Regions from separate parts of the Homo sapiens genome. Here all the other regions are linked to region 1. The links are chromatin contacts, found by Hi-C or POLR2A ChIA-PET in ENCODE. All regions are on one chromosome and are shown on one strand. Each heading gives the region's core, a stretch centred on a gene start or an enhancer-like site at or near the end of the contact. The rest is flanking DNA. Distances are from core to core; before and after follow the strand shown.

Evidence for each region. Hi-C counts contacts between places; a loop is a spot of excess contacts on that map. ChIA-PET counts read pairs that join two places held with the same protein, here RNA polymerase II (POLR2A). Pooled maps may share reads with other maps.
Region 2: a loop to region 1 is called in a pooled map, with 5 times the contacts of the local background. The contact joins the enhancer-like site here to the promoter of CCR7 in region 1. A Hi-C loop is called at or near these places in 4 of 37 single-sample maps with no recorded cell type and 5 of 50 pooled maps.
Region 3: a pooled map shows a loop between it and region 1 (5-fold over the local background). The contact joins the enhancer-like site here to the promoter of CCR7 in region 1. A Hi-C loop is called at or near these places in 3 of 37 single-sample maps with no recorded cell type and 7 of 50 pooled maps.
Region 4: a map with no recorded cell type shows a loop between it and region 1 (11-fold over the local background). The contact joins the enhancer-like site here to the promoter of CCR7 in region 1. A Hi-C loop is called at or near these places in 4 of 37 single-sample maps with no recorded cell type and 6 of 50 pooled maps. POLR2A ChIA-PET finds 5 or more read pairs at or near these places in 1 of 52 experiments (T-cell).
Region 5: a loop to region 1 is called in a map of CD8-positive, alpha-beta T cell, with 7 times the contacts of the local background. The contact joins the promoter of KRTAP16-1 here to the promoter of CCR7 in region 1. A Hi-C loop is called at or near these places in 1 of 168 maps with a recorded cell type or tissue (CD8-positive, alpha-beta T cell).
Region 6: a loop to region 1 is called in a pooled map, with 5 times the contacts of the local background. The contact joins the promoter of ZPBP2 here to the promoter of CCR7 in region 1. A Hi-C loop is called at or near these places in 8 of 37 single-sample maps with no recorded cell type and 8 of 50 pooled maps.

Annotation. Positions count from the first base shown.
Region 1 is chr17:40,564,173-40,566,820 of GRCh38, forward strand. CCR7 (C-C motif chemokine receptor 7) reads right to left here and starts at 1,300. Exons shown (of 3, transcript NM_001838.4): 1 at 1,228-1,300. The coding sequence starts at 1,237. RefSeq lists an enhancer at 1-855.
Region 2 is chr17:39,752,994-39,755,641 of GRCh38, forward strand. No RefSeq gene overlaps it. Among named protein-coding and RNA genes, the nearest start is that of GRB7, 16 kb to the left of the region's middle. RefSeq lists silencers at 928-1,067, 1,108-1,157, 1,298-2,027 and an enhancer at 2,518-2,567. Within about 2 kb of position 1,303, at least 35 of the 41 ENCODE cell types and tissues checked have a DNase peak (open chromatin) inside an H3K27ac peak, as active enhancers do.
Region 3 is chr17:39,772,907-39,775,554 of GRCh38, forward strand. All of the region lies in intron 7 of IKZF3 (IKAROS family zinc finger 3), which reads right to left. Among named protein-coding and RNA genes, the nearest start is that of GRB7, 36 kb to the left of the region's middle. Within about 2 kb of position 1,344, at least 4 of the 41 ENCODE cell types and tissues checked have a DNase peak (open chromatin) inside an H3K27ac peak, as active enhancers do.
Region 4 is chr17:41,338,327-41,340,974 of GRCh38, forward strand. No RefSeq gene overlaps it. Among named protein-coding and RNA genes, the nearest start is that of KRT33A, 11 kb to the right of the region's middle. Within about 2 kb of position 1,350, at least 7 of the 41 ENCODE cell types and tissues checked have a DNase peak (open chromatin) inside an H3K27ac peak, as active enhancers do.
Region 5 is chr17:41,307,995-41,310,642 of GRCh38, forward strand. KRTAP16-1 (keratin associated protein 16-1) reads right to left here and starts at 1,315. Exons shown (of 1, transcript NM_001146182.2): 1 at 1-1,315. The coding sequence starts at 1,259.
Region 6 is chr17:39,866,804-39,869,451 of GRCh38, forward strand. It overlaps ZPBP2 (zona pellucida binding protein 2), which reads left to right and starts at 1,399. Exons shown (of 8, transcript NM_199321.3): 1 at 1,399-1,603; 2 at 1,746-1,811. The coding sequence starts at 1,552. RefSeq lists enhancers at 219-438, 679-758 and a silencer at 453-668.

The sequences.
Region 1 (2,648 bases), core at 50-2,549:
TTCAAAAACTAAACTCTACGGAGTTCTTGATACGGTGTATTCATTCATTCCGCAGACATTTTCTCCTCACATCCTCAAAGCACCTGAACCTGCCTTTCAGGAGTTCACAGTCAGTGGGTGGGGTGACCACTTTAACCCTTTCACAGCTGTTTGCTGGGTCCAGATCCAGCGTTCAGGGCAGGCGGGAAAGTAAGAGATGAAATCAAGGAGGCTGTGGTGTGGCGAGGAGGGGTGTGAGGACAGCACCAGGGAACCTTCACTTTTTAAAGCCAACCCTTTGCGGCTTTGAGGCCGCCGTGGTGCATTGTTTGCTGGTGAGACAAGCCATCTAGGAACCTGGTCTTCTTAGCCTCAGCCTGGTCTGACTCCACAGCTGAGATTTATAAAGGGGGCGTCTGGAGCTGGATGAACCACTCAGAACACCCTCAGTGCTTCCCCTTGACCCCTTCTAGGTTAGACCTGAGAAAGGGCTTTCTAAAGAGTAGAGTTATCTGCCGGGGCAGAGTGCGTGAGGTTTGCTCAGGGGCAGGGGCTGTGCTGAAGGCCTGGCTATGATTTCTCCAAGCTGAGTGCCCCTTGCCATCCCATTCCATGTTGCCTGCCCGTTCCTTAACTTGCAAGAGGCAACAGCAAAGCCAGATCAAAGCAGGTGGGATGTGCAGCAGAGAGAAAGCAACCAGAGCTTGCATTTGCAATGCACCGCACCATTCTCACAACCCAGTCACGTTTCATTTGCATCTCCTCATGACCCCAAGTGGACAGGTATATGAATATTTGGCAGGGGAGAAAGGTGGGAATCAGAGAGTGGGTAAAAGGTCCTAAGCTCTCTAGGGAGAATTTCTCTGTTGAAACCTGTCCCCAGAGGTCCCAGAGGGCCTAACCTATCACCCTCATGATGAGAACAGGTTCTGCCAGACCACCAAGCCCAGCCCCGCCACTCTCTTATGTCCCTGCTGTTTTAGAAAGACATGATCTCGGCCCCTCCCTTGTCCCCACTGGCACCAAAGGCTGACCCCTTCTCCAGGTCTGAAAGGGCAGGTGCACCCCTCCTGGGACAGCAGGGGGCATTCTCTGGAAGTAGCTTCCAATGCCCACCAAATCAGAACTGATTTCTCCAGGAAGCACCCCTATGCGCTCCACCCGCATCCTCCACCCCCATTCCACAGGGTCAGTCTGGGTGTCCAAGACCCTGGTACTGTTCCTTCTCACATGAAGAGGCTCACTCACCCAGGTCCATGACGCTCTCTGGGCGGTAAAACCACACAGGAAGGCTGTGCCCGGCCTCGCACTACCCCTGTCTGGGGAGGAAGTGGTTCAAGCCCCTTTTAAGTTGTCGGAGAAGCCACCCTCTTCCCTGCCCCTCCCACCCTTGCTCCTCCCCCCAGCCCTCCCTGACTCATGCAGGGCCCCTTCAATGCCTTCAGAGATAAAGGGGCAGAAGAAAGGTGACAGAGGGTGACAGTCGCTGGTCATAGGATCCTGAATCATTAGGTCATTTACATTCAAAAAGCCCCCTGCGCTGCCTGGCAGAATCTAGATGAGGGGCCATTTACTGATTCAACAAATATTTATAGCATGAATATCACATGCCAGGCCATGGGTTAGATGTTGGGGAGTCAGAGATGTGTGAGAGAAGTGTCCCCATCCTTCCCTTGCTCTGCTCAGTGTCACAGTGGAATATAGTCCCAAATGGCTTTCCCTCTGGCTTCTGGGTAGTTTAGGCCAATGGGAGGCACTGACACATAATGACAGGTAAAAGGGAAGAGATATGCCACGATGTATCTTTTTTCTCCCCCCTTCCCCTCCCCTCCCCTCCCTCCCCTTTCCCTCTTCTCCCCTCCCTTCCTTTTCCTTTCTTAATGACAGCTTTATTGAGCTATAATCCACATCCCATAAAATTTACCTTTTTAAAGTATAGAATTCAATGGTTTTTGTATGTTCACAGAGTTATGCAACCATCACCACAATACATTTTAGAACATTTTTTCTCACTCCCTCTCAAGAACCCTGTAATCACTAGCAATGACTGCTCCCCTCCCCTCCTGTCATCGAAAGCCCCTGGCAACCACAAATCTACTTTCTGGCTCTATAGATTTTCCTATTCTGAACATTTCACATAAATAGAAGTATCAATATGTGACCTTCACATCTGGCTTCTTTCAGTTAGTGTTTTCAAGGTTACCTATGTGGTGGTATGGATCCATTCCCCATTCCTTTTTATGGCTGAATAACATTCCATTGTATGGATATGCCACATTTTGTTTGTCTGTCATCAGTTGGATGTTTGGGCTGTTTTCCCTTTTAGCTATTATGAATGATGCTGCTATAAATATTTATGTGCAAGTGTTTGTGTGGACATATGCTTTATTTCTCTTGGGTATATACCTAGAAGTGAAATTGTTGAGTCATATGGTAATTATATATTTAACATTTTGACGAACTATCAAACTGTTTTCCAAAGTGACTACACCATTTTGTTCCCATCAACAATGCGTGAGGGTTCCACATTGTCAACAAAACTTACTATTGTCCATTCTTTTGATTCTAGCCATCCTAGTGGCTGTAAAGTGGTATCTCATTGTGTTTTTTTTCTTTTTTCTTTTTTTTTTTTGGAGATGGAGTCTTACTCTGTTGCACAGGCTGGAGTG
Region 2 (2,648 bases), core at 53-2,552, 810 kb before region 1:
CGTTGGTGAAGCTCGTCTCGAACTCCCGACTTCATGTGATCCGCCCGCCTCAGCCTCCCAAAGTGCTGGGATTACAGGTGTGAGCCACCGCGCCGGGCCTGGAGCTGCATTTTTGTTGTAAGCACTTTGTTCTTACTTGGATTAGGTTTATTTTAGGGTGGTTTGGGGCAGACTGAGGGAGATTGGAAGGCAGAAACCACCCCCTCAGGACAACCACGTGGATCTCCTTAGGGTCTGGGTAGTGGAACTGGGCCCTGTGACCTTGGAGTTGGAGGGGAAGCTGTAAGCAGGGATGGAACGGGCCACCCGCACCCTCACACAGCTGTGACCAACAGGCACGGTCATCCGCATTCACCTGCCCAACTCCCATGCCCTGAGTCCTGTCCTCCAGGGCATTCCTACTGGCACTACCCCAATTTCCCAAAAGATTCCAGGGATCTCTCTCTCGCTCTCTCTTTTTTTTTTTTTACAGTCTCACTCTGTTGCCCAGGCTGGAGTGCAGTGGCTGATCTCAGCTCACTGCAACCTCCACCCCCTGGGTTCAAGCGATTTTCCTGCCTCAGCCTCTTGAGTAGTTTGGGATTACAGGCGTGCGCCACCACGCCCAGCTAATTTTTGTATTTTTAGTAGACGGGGTTTTGCCATGTTGGCCAGACTGATCTCAAACTCCTGACCTCAAGTGATCCTCCCGCTTTGGCCTCCCAAGGGAGGGTTCCTTCCTCCCAGGCTGAGGCACCCTGCCCCACACATCTACTGGAGGAACTTAGTGTTGGGGCCAGGGGGTGGCTGGGTAAGGCTGGATCCCACACTTGTCAGGCCAGGTTGGGGTAGGGGAGGATACACGGGGGACCCGTCTCTCAGCCGTTCTGGGCCGGTGCCTGAGGCGATCTGCCCCGCCGCCCGCCCTTCCGCCACCACCCAAGTCGCATGCGCGCGCCGGGGCCGACGGGCGCCAGGCTCCACCGAGCCACCCTCCGTCGTGGCGGCCCCTCGTGCCTCTGCGGAGGGAAGGCCGCCGGCTTCGCCAGGGGGCGCGCGTCGGGGTCGCGGCTCTTTGAACTCGGCCCCACGAGGGGACGCGCCATCGGTTTCGTGGCTTGCGTGGCGCCGCAGCAACGAGCCGGTCGCCCCGGGGCGTTGCTTAGTCCGGGCCTCGCTGCGAGTCTGTGGGCGAGGCGGGAGGTGCTTCCTTGGCCAGGCGGGTGGAGGAAGGTGTGGGCGCCGCATCCCAGCGTCGCGGAGCCTCCAGGCGCGGGCAGGCGAGACTGGCGTGCAGCGCGACGGCCTAGTCCCGGCGTCCCACCGTCCCCCACTCCCGCAGGCGCCGAGCCGATTCAGCCGCGCGGCTGCAGTGACACCCAGCGGCCGTCGCGGGAAGTGCGGTCGCCGCGGCCAGGCCTCCGGGGCTCCTGTCTCTCGAGGTTCCCACCCCGGTTACGCGCGGGCACCCCGGAGGAGAGCGGCCGCGCGCTGCAGATGCCCGCGGGGGCACTTCCCCTGCCCCTCCCCCGTTTCCTCCCCGCAGGCGCCCGAGCGCCGGGAGATCCTGCGCAGCGGCAGTGCCCGGAAGGGCGGGGCGGGGTGCAGCAGCGGCGCTGGGCTGTGACCCGGGCAGTTTCACTTCTGGATCCTGCTCGGGCTGTGATAGGACAGCGCGGGGGCAGCGGGGGAACACGCGGGCACGCCGAGATCCGGCGCTCGGGACCCCGATGAGGGGAGGCCTTTCACTCCTGGGGTGTCACGCGACCCACGCTTTCCTCCATGTCCACTCCCACCCCCCATGGGTTCCACTTTGCTGTCCCCCGAGCTGCCGCTCCTCCCCAGCAGACACCGTCTCCGCCGGGGCTGCCGACCCCCGGAGAGGCCCCGAGCGGCGTGGGCGGCGGGAGGAGGGAGCTGTGAAGCCGCAGGCAGGGGGTTAGGCTGCGGGCTGCTGAGACGCCGAGCTGTTTCTCAGAAGTGCAGCTGCCCCTCCCCTCACACCCCCCTCACTCCCACCGCGCGCCGCACCCCTGCCCCCTCTCCGCCGGCCTCCCTTTCCTCTCCCAGGCACCCTAGCCGGGAATCTGGGGTCTGGGTCCACGCAGAATTAAGAGGAGAACCTGAGAAAGGGCGGGGGCCGGGGGTTCAGACCCAGCCTCAGCGCGCGTTATTCCGAGCCTCCTATAATTCCACAGGTGAGGGGATCCTGTCCCCTACCCCTGGGGTCCAGGATTGGAATTTGATAGAACAGTTAGGAAAATGACATCTTGAGAGAGTCAGGGCCCGGCCACTATTACTCTAGCTCCAGCGTCCAGTGAGGAGAGGAGAGAGAGGGAAGACCTGGAGCCCGGCTGGTGCAGTGAGGTTGAGGCCTGTCTTAGGAGTACCAGCTGGAAGGCCCTTCAGAGATCCCTGACTCTGGGGAAAATCAACGCCCAGAAGGGGAAGTCAAGTGTCTGGGCTCATCCCGAGAGGGAGAGGGCTGGGATTGGAACCAGGACTCCAAATAGTTGCGGGAGTCTGCGACTGTCTTTTGCTTGGGACTTCAGAGCTTTGCTGGATTCACTGACTCAGCCTGCTTTCCCTCAACACACACAAACACACACACACGAGACACGTGCACGCGCGCACACACACAGATACACAGACACACACAGACAGACATG
Region 3 (2,648 bases), core at 94-2,593, 790 kb before region 1:
CTGGGTTCAAGTGATTCTTGTGCCTCAGCCTCCCAAATAGTTGGGATTACAGGCACCCACCACCACACCTGGCTAATTTTTGTATTTTTAGTAGAGATAGGGTTTCACCATATTGGCCCGGCTGGTCTTGAACTCCTGACCTCAAGTGATCCACCTGCTTAGGACTCCCAAAGTGGGGAATTACAGGTGTGAGCCACTGCACCTGGCCTCTCCCACCAACTTTCAATGACCAGACTCCTTGCTGTCCAAAGCCCCGCGCATGACATGCACTGCTCTTGGTCACCTCCTGGGGAAGGAAGGGCCTGGACTGCAGTGCCTTATAGGCCGAGGTCTGGCGCTGCTCTGTCACCTGCCAGCTGTGTCACTCCACCTCTCTGATCCTCCTTCCTTCCATGGTAAAAGAGCCTCACTGGTGGTTCCTAATAGCCCAAAAATACTATGACATTGTAATGCTTACAGGATTATGGACATCAGGCCTTTGGGAAGGGGTTGGAAAAATACTTTTTTTTCTCTTAGAAACAGGTATTAAAACTGCTTCCTGTTGCTGTTAACCAAAGCAGGCAATTTCTCATTAGTTACTTCACAGGGAGATCCGATGGTTTGTTGAAGTGTCAAAACCTCATTAACATGTTTACCACAGGTGAGTGAGATCTTTTTTTCATGTTCTTTTCGTTATGAAAACTTCCTTTAATAAAGTAATACATAAAACTTTTAAAATAAGGAGATGCTATGGTAACCACTTTGGTCTGAATAACATCTGTTTTTTTGGGAAAGAATAAAAATCAGGAGAAATATGCAGAAATGTAGTCATTTTTCTTCTGCATCCAAGAGAGAAATCCATTTTGAGCCAAGTATTTGAGGATGGCCTAGTTTGAAGTGTAGTCAAACAAGTTTATAACAGGAGAACAAGATTCAGAGAAAGGAAATCCCCTAAAGGACAGTATGTGCAAAGGAAGGTCTTCTTGTCCTTTGAAAAGAACAACTTAAACAGAATTATTCTGACAATGTAAAGATGGTGATTCCTGATGGACGTGTGTCCATTTTTTTTTTTCCCATTTGAAACAAAGACATACAAAATTTCTTGGAGAATTAGAAAAAAAAATATTTTTCTCCAACTTGAGAGCATGTTTGTGTCTCAAAATACATTTAGACTTGATCCAATCTGTCCCTCTTCCCCAGTTCATCTCTAATGGATGCAAAATGCTCCCTACTGGTAATTATCGCCAGCCCGCCTGAGATAGCAGCGGGCTGACCTGATGGTCTATTTTCACCTTTACCCTCACAGTTCAAGAGGTCAGGGAAGTCAAGGCTGGTCTGAGTGCTGTGCAACTGTCAGCAAGGATTAAAGGGAATGACTCACTCTTCCTTCACACCTTACCCATTGCCATTACCCTGGCAGCTGAATCTTCAAAAAACAGTGCCTTGGAGAGGAAATATAGGAGAAAGGAGAGAAGAGGAGAAGAGAAGGGAGGAGAGGAGGGAAGAGGAGGGGAGGGAACAAGAGGACAAGAGAGGAGAGGTGAGGTGAGGCGAGGCAAGGCGAGGGGAGATGGAGAGAAAACAGTAGCCCCATGTTTTACATCACTTCATCTCATACACTGCACAGTGTCACAAATAATGTTCCTTTCTCCCTCCGTTGACATTACTATTTTCTATCACAAAGGTTGATTCAATTAAATAATTTAAGGGGTTTCTTTTATTTTTAATTTTTAAAAACCTTTCAAACAAAAGTTTAGGATATAAGTTAATGCAAGAAGATTAGAACAGTGCCCAAAACAAGAATACCATATATATGACAGGAACTCTTAACCTTCTGTATGATGAATGAATGGACAAAAAAGTGAGTGAACAAGTAGTACTGCCCTAAGTAAAACACATGAATGTCGGGCTAATGCGACTGTGTTTTAGATTCTCAGATTTATACCATCTTCCTAAAACAAAAAAGACTCTAAAAACCTAGGATATGGTTTATAGCATAAACACCACATCTGTATAGCCTTGAGAAAAAGGCTATCTGAAGTTACGCACATGGGCTTTCTAAACACACAGTGGTATCAATAATTGCTGCCTTTTATTTCTTTTCTAATTAATCTCACAGACTTGTACATGGGAGGAGACTTCCTGGTCACTTCATCACCTATTCAGTCTCCTCATTTCACAGATGAGTAAAGAGAGGCCCAGAAAGGTTCTGTGATTGGTCTAAACACACAGTTAAGAAATGACAGAGCTAGGATCAGAACCTGGGTCTTTTAGCTTCTAATCCAGTACTCTTCTTATTGCACTACAACACAACTTACGAAAAAAAAAAAAAATTCCCCCAGTTATTCTGGGCCCTGAAGCCCTGAAGTTGCTACCTCAATCAAGAGCTAACTCTACTAGGTTTCTGATTCCAGCACAGAGAGAATGTGATGGTTCAGAAGATGAGAGAAATCAACACCTACAAGATCAGCATCTCTCACAAGTCTGGAAGTAGTGAAGTGAAAATCCTCTGGTTGCAATTGTAGCAAACAAACGAAATAGATCCCCGAGGCAACAGGCAAAATGGCATGAATTTGCACATATGAAACATGCTATATTTTTGAACCCATGAAATACCAAAGCAACTTTTATTATATTAAGTAGGGCTTTAGTTCAACTATAGGTTTAGG
Region 4 (2,648 bases), core at 100-2,599, 770 kb after region 1:
CTTTTGTATTTTGTTTTCTTTTAATAGCAATAAAATACTTTAAAACAAACATCTAGTCAAAAAAAAAAAAGAACAGAGAAAATATATTTTACAACTTGTGCTTTCCTACCCAGAATCTGTGGCTGTTAATATTTTTTCATATTTGCTCTAAGTGGGTTTAAAATTAAGAAATACAGCATTGAGAACTTCTTTGACTTCCATATCCATTCTTATTCCAATCTCTTCTTCTCAGAGACAAACACAATTATACATTTGATATGTATGTCCTTCTAGCATTTTATGGTTTTATAAATGTATTACAAGTCTAAGTTCTTTAAAAATATAAACATAAACATGAACTGGTATTTTTCAATCAACTCCTCTAATTGGATGTACAATTAGTGTGAATTTGAGAGAACTTGTTAGTCCAAACAAGAAGTTCACTTTTTCACCAGGTCTTTACTTGTGATCAGTCACAGCTTAACCTAATGATCACTAAAGGGAAAAGAAAAAGAAAAAGTTTAGAAACATCCTGACTCTCTCAATTAGAATTCAAAACTTTCTAGAATGGATGCCTCACATTGTTACATTTGACCACCTTTGATTCAACAGCCCCTGAGCTTTATGTCTAGCAAGAGATGCCTAGAGCTCTATGGAAAAAAGGGGCAGCAGACCAGACCAAAACTTTGCAGTCTCAGCATATCACGGAGACACAGGGACGTGAGCATGTCAGGTAACTTTCTGGGTTTACACTTAAGCACCTCTGAGAACTGGAAAAACCCTTGGCACAAATTCAATCTTTGTGTGGGCAAACCACTTTAGTTCTTAGTTTCTGTTTACTGTTGGGCTTGGTTCAAATGTTGCATTCTGTACCCCTGTTCTTGCCACCAAAGTTCTTTCACCATGAAGTTGCACGTCTAATCCTATGAGTGTCATGGTTGTTAATCTAAGAATAACATACTGCCTTCAAAGAACAGCGTCAAGTTTGAGAAAAGGAAGAATTACTCCCTTCTCATTAGAAAAAAGACAATCATGTACCCACATGTTTCCTGCTCTTCTCAGTTGCCTAAGTGCGTCTTCTGTTGATAAACAAAAACATTTTTTGCTGCATAGTATTGCTCAAGCAACCCCTCTATGCCTCATTTCCTCATCTGCCCTAAATAGGTTATGCATTTCAGGCAGGCAGATTATTAATTATTTGTTGAGCACTTATTGTGTGCCTACTTTACGTCTGCCATAAAAGTACCACAAGGATCAGTTTAAAAAATGAGAGAATTCCTCAAAATTATTTAAACTGTCTGACTCAAGCTCTAATCTAGCAGGGACAATGGCCAGATGGAGTCCAGGGATGAAGTTTTGAGCTGGCTGCATGGGTTGTTCCAAGGCAGCAATATGCAGGTATGAGCTGTGCCAGGCACAAGAGCACCCAGCTGCAGGGTGGGATGGAGACGAGCTTATGTGCTGCTTGCCAAATCAGGCACCTACAGGCTGCATCCACCCAGAGAGAGAGCCTTTCTCTAAACCATTAATGGTGCACAGGGGTTATTGCAGACCTGGCTGAGAGGCCAAGAGCAGAAAAAGCTAGAGAGAATGGGGGCATATATCAGGAGGCATCAAAGGCCAGAATTAGGAAAAGCTAGAGAGAATAGGGGCAAATAATGCCCTGGAGGCACCCAAGGCCAGAACCAGAAAAGCTGGATCTACCATTAAATCCAAGGGGTGAACATGGGGTTAGAAATGGAGACAAAGGCAAGGTAGTGACAGAAACAGGGCCACAAAAAACGACCAAGCAAAAAAACTGACAATTCACTAAATGCCTAAGACAACTGCAATAGACATTTTGTTTTTTTCTTCTTCTCCTCCTTTCTTCCTCCCTGCCTTTCTTCCTTCCTTCCTCACTCATTCTCTCTCCTTCCCCCTCGTCCTCCTCTTCTTCTCCTTCCTCTTTCTGTTTTAGTAACAATCTCAGAGCACAAGTGTAAACCTTCAGTTAAACAGACAGCAGTGAGGCAGACATCTGCTTTTCTAAAATCCTTGACATCCAAATGTGAAACAGAGCTCACTAAAGCTCAGTTGCAAAATTCTAGATGCTCCTCTCTCCATCTCTAACCCATGGAATATTTTCCCTCTTATAGCCCCTTGAAGTGTCTATGCACTTCAGTTCATAAAATGCTGCCGTGGGGAACCAATCTAATTAAGCACTTACCAAGAAAGCATTCAAACTCTCTCATCTATGTCCTTTCCCTGCCCCCAGAGTGCACCCTTCTTAGAGGCATGTCCCTCTGTGCTGGTCATACCTGTGCATTACCATGCATGGCCTGCAGTCACTTCCCGCAGTGACCCTCCCACGTGTCCCCCTGGCTCTTTGACAATGGACCACACACCCTCTGCTCTCAGGGTCTTGGTAACCCTCATGTTTCACAGCAGCCAGCAGTCAGTCAGCCTCCACAACCAACCAAGATGAAGTCAGCATGTGCAGGTCTGAAATAATTATTAACAGGAAATACAAACACGTTAAATTTTACCCAGGCCTTTAATGATACACTTAATTGTTGGTTTCCTGTGTAGAAAATAGGCATAAGTGGAAACCAGTTCCCATAAAGTGACTAAAATTCCTATGACTTTGACACCACCAGCTCTGTGCTTTACTTTTATCTTTCCATTTGAAA
Region 5 (2,648 bases), core at 65-2,564, 740 kb after region 1:
GAGATGGATGTCATGTATGGCTGCCTATAGGTGAGGAGTCCAGAGCAGATTGGGCGGCAGATCGGACGGGAGACCGGGCGGTAGGAAATCGTAGCACTGCAAGGCCGTTTGCTGGAACTGGGTATGTAGAAAGTCCTAGGACAAGTTGGTCGGCAGATGGCAGATGCAGAAGACCCTGGACTGCAGGAAAGAGGTCGGCAGGAGGTAGATGGGCAGGAAACTGGCTCAGGGCAGACAGAAGGACAGCGCTTGACTACATAGCAAGTAGGTTGGCATGGACTGGACACACAGACAGCTGGTGAGCAGGGGCTGGGCTCAGAGCAGATGGGTTGGCAGATACTGGAGACACAACAAGAAGGCTCTTGGCAAGTGCTGGGGACAGAAGGTGGCTCGCACGAGCTCTGAACACAGCAGACAGGGCGGAGGCAAACTGGCTCACAGACCAGAGCCACACACGTAGCTGGCTGGCAGATGCTAGACTCTGAGCAACTTGGCTCACAAGGGCTGGGGTCACAGCAGACAGCCTGGCAGCTACTGGTCACAGAGCAGGTAGGTGTCGGGCACACCGGCTGACAGCAGGAAGGCTCACAGACCACAGGTTGGCAGGAACTAGGCAGGGTGCAGACAGCTGAACAGCAGCTGGGCTCACAGACAACTGGCTGGCAGCAGCTGGATTTGCAGAGGACAGGCTGGCAGGAAGTGGGCACACAGAGGACTGGTTGGCAGGAAGTGGCTTCAGAGCCTACAGGCTGGCAGCAGCTGCTCACGGAGCAAGAAGGCTCACAAATAGCAGGCTCACAGCACACAGGTTGAGCACAGCTGCTCACGGAACAAGAAGGCTCACAAACGGTGGCCTCAAAGCACACAGGTTGGCAGCAGTTGCTCACTGAGCAAGAAGGCTCACAGATGGTGGCCTCGAAGCACACAGGTTGGTAGCAGTTGCTCACAGAGCAAGAAGGCTCACAGGTGGTGGCCTCACAGCACACGGGTTGGCAGCCGCTGCTCACGGAGCAAGAAGGCTCACAAATGACAGGATCACAGCACAGGGGTTGGGCACAGCTACTCACAGGACAGGAGGGCTGACGGCACTGTGGCCCACAGCTGGATGATCCACAGCTGTCTTGACAAGTCACCAGCTGCCATGTCTGGCTCTGGCAGGAACTGGGCAGGCAGATGGGGCCTCCACAGCTCACCTCAGTGGAGCAGAGAGAGGTGGCTGGCACGGAGAAGCATTTCCTAGAAGAGCAACTGCCAGACATGGTGGAGGTGGCCGTGCTTCCTTGTGCTGAGTGCTGAGAGGTTGCTGCCTCACTGTGACAGCTCCCTGAGGCCCTCACTTTTATACCCCCTCACTGGCGTGTTCTGTTTGGGACTCCTGCATCTTTTCCTCATTGTTGTTTGGGCCAGTTTGCAGAGGAACATCTTATTATACCACCGTTTGTTGATCTGGAAGCTGTTTATCTACCCGTAAAGAAGGTGTTTATTTATTGATGTGCTAAATTTGGAATCCTCAGAGCTACAGGTAGTCTTGGAAGAAGCATCCTCACCTCCAAACTGGATAATCTATATTTCTGAGCATTGTGAACAGGGAAAGAAGAATGAAACTTATGATTTATCCACCTTCTAGTCTTCCATACAGGGCCCTGGGTTGGATTCAGAGGATGCCACAGGAATAAGACCTATTCACCCATTCTCTTGGATCTCGCCTTCTAGTGGGCAGATAAGCATGCAGACAAACTCACTGCAATACAATAATAAGTTCAACAATAGACATACAGAGATTAATTGAGAGGAGAGGTGATGAACTCAGTTGGGAAAAGAACAACTGGGCTGGATTTTAAATGACTGCACCTTACAGCAATGATCTTGCTTAAAACCACCAGCAATCTCATGAGGCAGAGATTTTTCTCCACCATTAGAAATGAATAAATGGTCCAGGAACCATGGCTCACGCCTGTAATCCCAGCACTTTGGGAGGCTGAGGCAGGCAGATCACCTGAAGTCAGAAGTTCGAGACCAGATTGGCCAACATGGCAAAAACCCATCTCCACTAAAAATATAAAAAATAGCCAGGCATGGTGGCACACACCTGTAATCCCAAATGCTTGGGAGGCTAAGGCAGGAGAATCACTTGAACCTGGGAGGTGGAGGTTGCAGTGAGCCAAGATCAAGCCACTGCACTCCTGCCTGGGTGACAGAGGAAGACTCTGTCAAAAAAAGAAAAAGAAAAAAAAGGAAGGAAGGAAGGAAAGAAGGAAGGAAGGAATGAAGGAAGGAAAGAAGGAAAGAAGGAAGGAAGGAAGAAAGAAGGAAATAAAGAAAGAAAAGAAAGAAAGAAGAAAGAAAAGAAGAAAGAAAGAAAGAAAGAAAGAAAGAAAGAAAGAAAGAAAGAAAGGAAAGAAAGAAAGAAAGAAGGAAAGAAAGAAAGAAAGAAAGAAAGAAAGAAAGAAAGAAAAGAAAGAAAGAAAGAGAAAGAAATGAAGAAATGGGGGCAGAGGGTCAGAAAGTTTCAGTCACTTGCTAAAGATCACACACAGTCTGTCCCTGATCTAAGGCGGCTGTCCCTCCTTCTCACCAACCTGTCTAGACCTACCTTTCTCAGAAGACTTCATCAAAGTCACATATCGCCAGCTTAGCCCACCGCTGTC
Region 6 (2,648 bases), core at 149-2,648, 700 kb before region 1:
AAAATAAAAAGTTTATATAAAAAGAGTGGATGGGTACTTTTGACAACTATTACTCATTTGGTTAAGTCTCCTCTCATAGGATTTAGTTTATCACACAGGATTTACAACTATCAATTACTTACAGTAACCAAAAAGTCAATAAAACACACTGTGGATATATAATGTACTTTGACTAAAACTGGAATGAAGAACTTGTAGGGAATCAAAGATAATGCCTAAATCTGTCTTCATTATCATCACCTTAAGAAGAGAACAGTTGAGACCAGACCATGTATCCAGACATGGTAACTGAAAATGGGTGGATCTGACTCACTGAGTCACATTTCATGGCTTATGCTATATAGGTAAAATTAACAGTGACTAAAAATGAAATTACTGACAAAGTTTGCTCCTGGACCATATGAGAGAGTCCAAGTACTGACTCGGCTCAAAGGAAATAAAACCGAAAACTCTTGATCTCACCCAAAATAACCATTCTGCACCCTGTCTGAACCTTGGGCTCTCTCTACTAACCAGCCTACTCAAAACCACTACTGAGAGTGGTGTCCCGCTGCTAAGAAACAGACAACACACAGGGCCTTTCGGGCCACCAAACTAGTAGCCAAGAAGGAACCATCAAAGACGCGGGCATGATCCCCTTTGGAGCTCCCCGATCTTGACTAGTCATCCATCCCTACAGAAAAGGCCAATCGGGCTCCATCCCTACAGAAAAGGCCAATGGGCCTTACAATTGGGCCCATTTTTAAAGCAAGGTCACTTCATCAACCTAGATACGTTTGCACTGGGGGAGGTCTCTCACATCGCCTCATACTTGAAGTGAAAATGAAGATTCAACGTTCCTCTAGAGTGGGAAGGCCCGGAAGCGCCTTCTTGGCTCAGTAGTGGCTCTTCTGGGTCTTGGTCTTGCTGGTAAAGAATGCAATTAGGTAAAAATCGCGTGTCAGTTTGAAAGAGATTCGACACCCAGTTTCAGCGTTCATGAGAAGAGAGGCGTAGGAAATCCCCACGCGGGCCTTTCTGCTTCACGTGAGGAGGAAATTGTCACAAGTCTCTGCCTTCCTCAGGTCCCCTTCCTAGGGGATTCCTCATCGCATCCCCTAGCCGCCCTACCCCACCACGGTCCTTGGGACCTCGCGGTGTTCTCTCCTTGATCCCTTCGGCCCCTAGACTGGGGAATCCCCGGAACGCGACACCGTGGCTTCTTTTCCTTTATTCTCTTCCTGCCTTCCGCTCCGCTCAGAGAGCAAGGGGCCAGGAGCGCGGGAAAATGGCGCCGGACGCGAGGCGCGAAAAGTTCGCATGCCTGCTGCCGCGTGGGCGCCAGAGGATCTGGCGATCGCCTGCAGCGCCGTCGCCCCGCCCCCGCGCGCGAGAATCGAAGCACGCACGCGTTCTCCTGCGCGTCCGCTCCCGCCGTTGCGACGGACGGGTAGGGGAGGCGACCCCGGCGTTCTGCTCCGCACTGTGGAGGAGGTGGGGAGGTGTTGGGCCAGGGCTGAGGTAGGAGGGAGTCTGTCCCTCGACGCCTCCTGCGACGCCAGCCCCTGAGCGATGATGCGAACGTGCGTCCTACTCTCCGCGGTGCTCTGGTGCCTCACAGGAGGTGGGGCTCCCTCCACCCGGTCCCCAGGCCTCTCCCTCTGCCCGAGCTTCCCGGTCCTGCCTCCTTCGCCTCGCCCTGCCCTGCCCGACTCTGAACCCTGCTCCTCTTCTAACTAAAAGTCAGTGTTTTATTTCCTCCGCAGTCCAATGCCCGCGTTTTACCTTATTCAATAAGAAGGGCTTCATTTATGGCAAGACAGGACAGCCAGGTAATAAGGGCCTCTGCACACGCGGGCCCATTGGAGGGGCCGGAACTGCGAAGCTCTTCCCGGAAGAGCTTCCTGGAGAGAAGGGGAACGAGCCAGCGTTTATTGAGCATCTATTATACTAAGCATCTGCTTGGCAGTTCACGACGGTCGCATTTTTTCATCCTTACAGCGATCCCTATTGTGTCGCCTTGCTTTAAAGCCTTACAGCTCACAAAGGGCTGGGATTTATTCCAGATCTCTCTCTCAGATGCCATCTCACTTCCAGGTGTCTCTGCTGCTTTGCAACGCGGGAAACCCACGCAAAGGAGTGATTTCCAAGGCCTTCTGTTTGGAATATCTTTAATCCTCCCCTTATTAACTGGAAAAACTCCCACGCATCCTTCAGGGCTCAGCTCAAATGTCCTTTATCTCTGCAGTGAAACTTTCCCAAGGAAAATTAGTTACACAGCTAATTTTAGATAAATTGAGCCAGTTGATAGAATTTGTCATGTTTAGACTCCTTCTGTGTTTGAGTTCTCTCCCCGACCCCCAACCAAATTGTAGGACGTTGTCTTTATGAGCCTGGCATTCAGTAGGCTTTAAAATTAATATCTTTCTGGGTTGCAGTGATTCCAAGCATACCATCGTTCTGTCCACCAAACCAGAAACAAGAAGTAATCACACATCTTCCTAATATGCCCAGATAGGCTTAATTATTGTTCCCAATGGAGAAAATTTACAGTTAAACATCAGGTTTCCCTTAGGGTGATCATGATCATCTATCTTTCTTTCTTTCTTTCCTTCCTTCCTTCTTTTTTTTTTTTTTTTTTTTTGACAGTCTCACTCTGTCACCCAGGC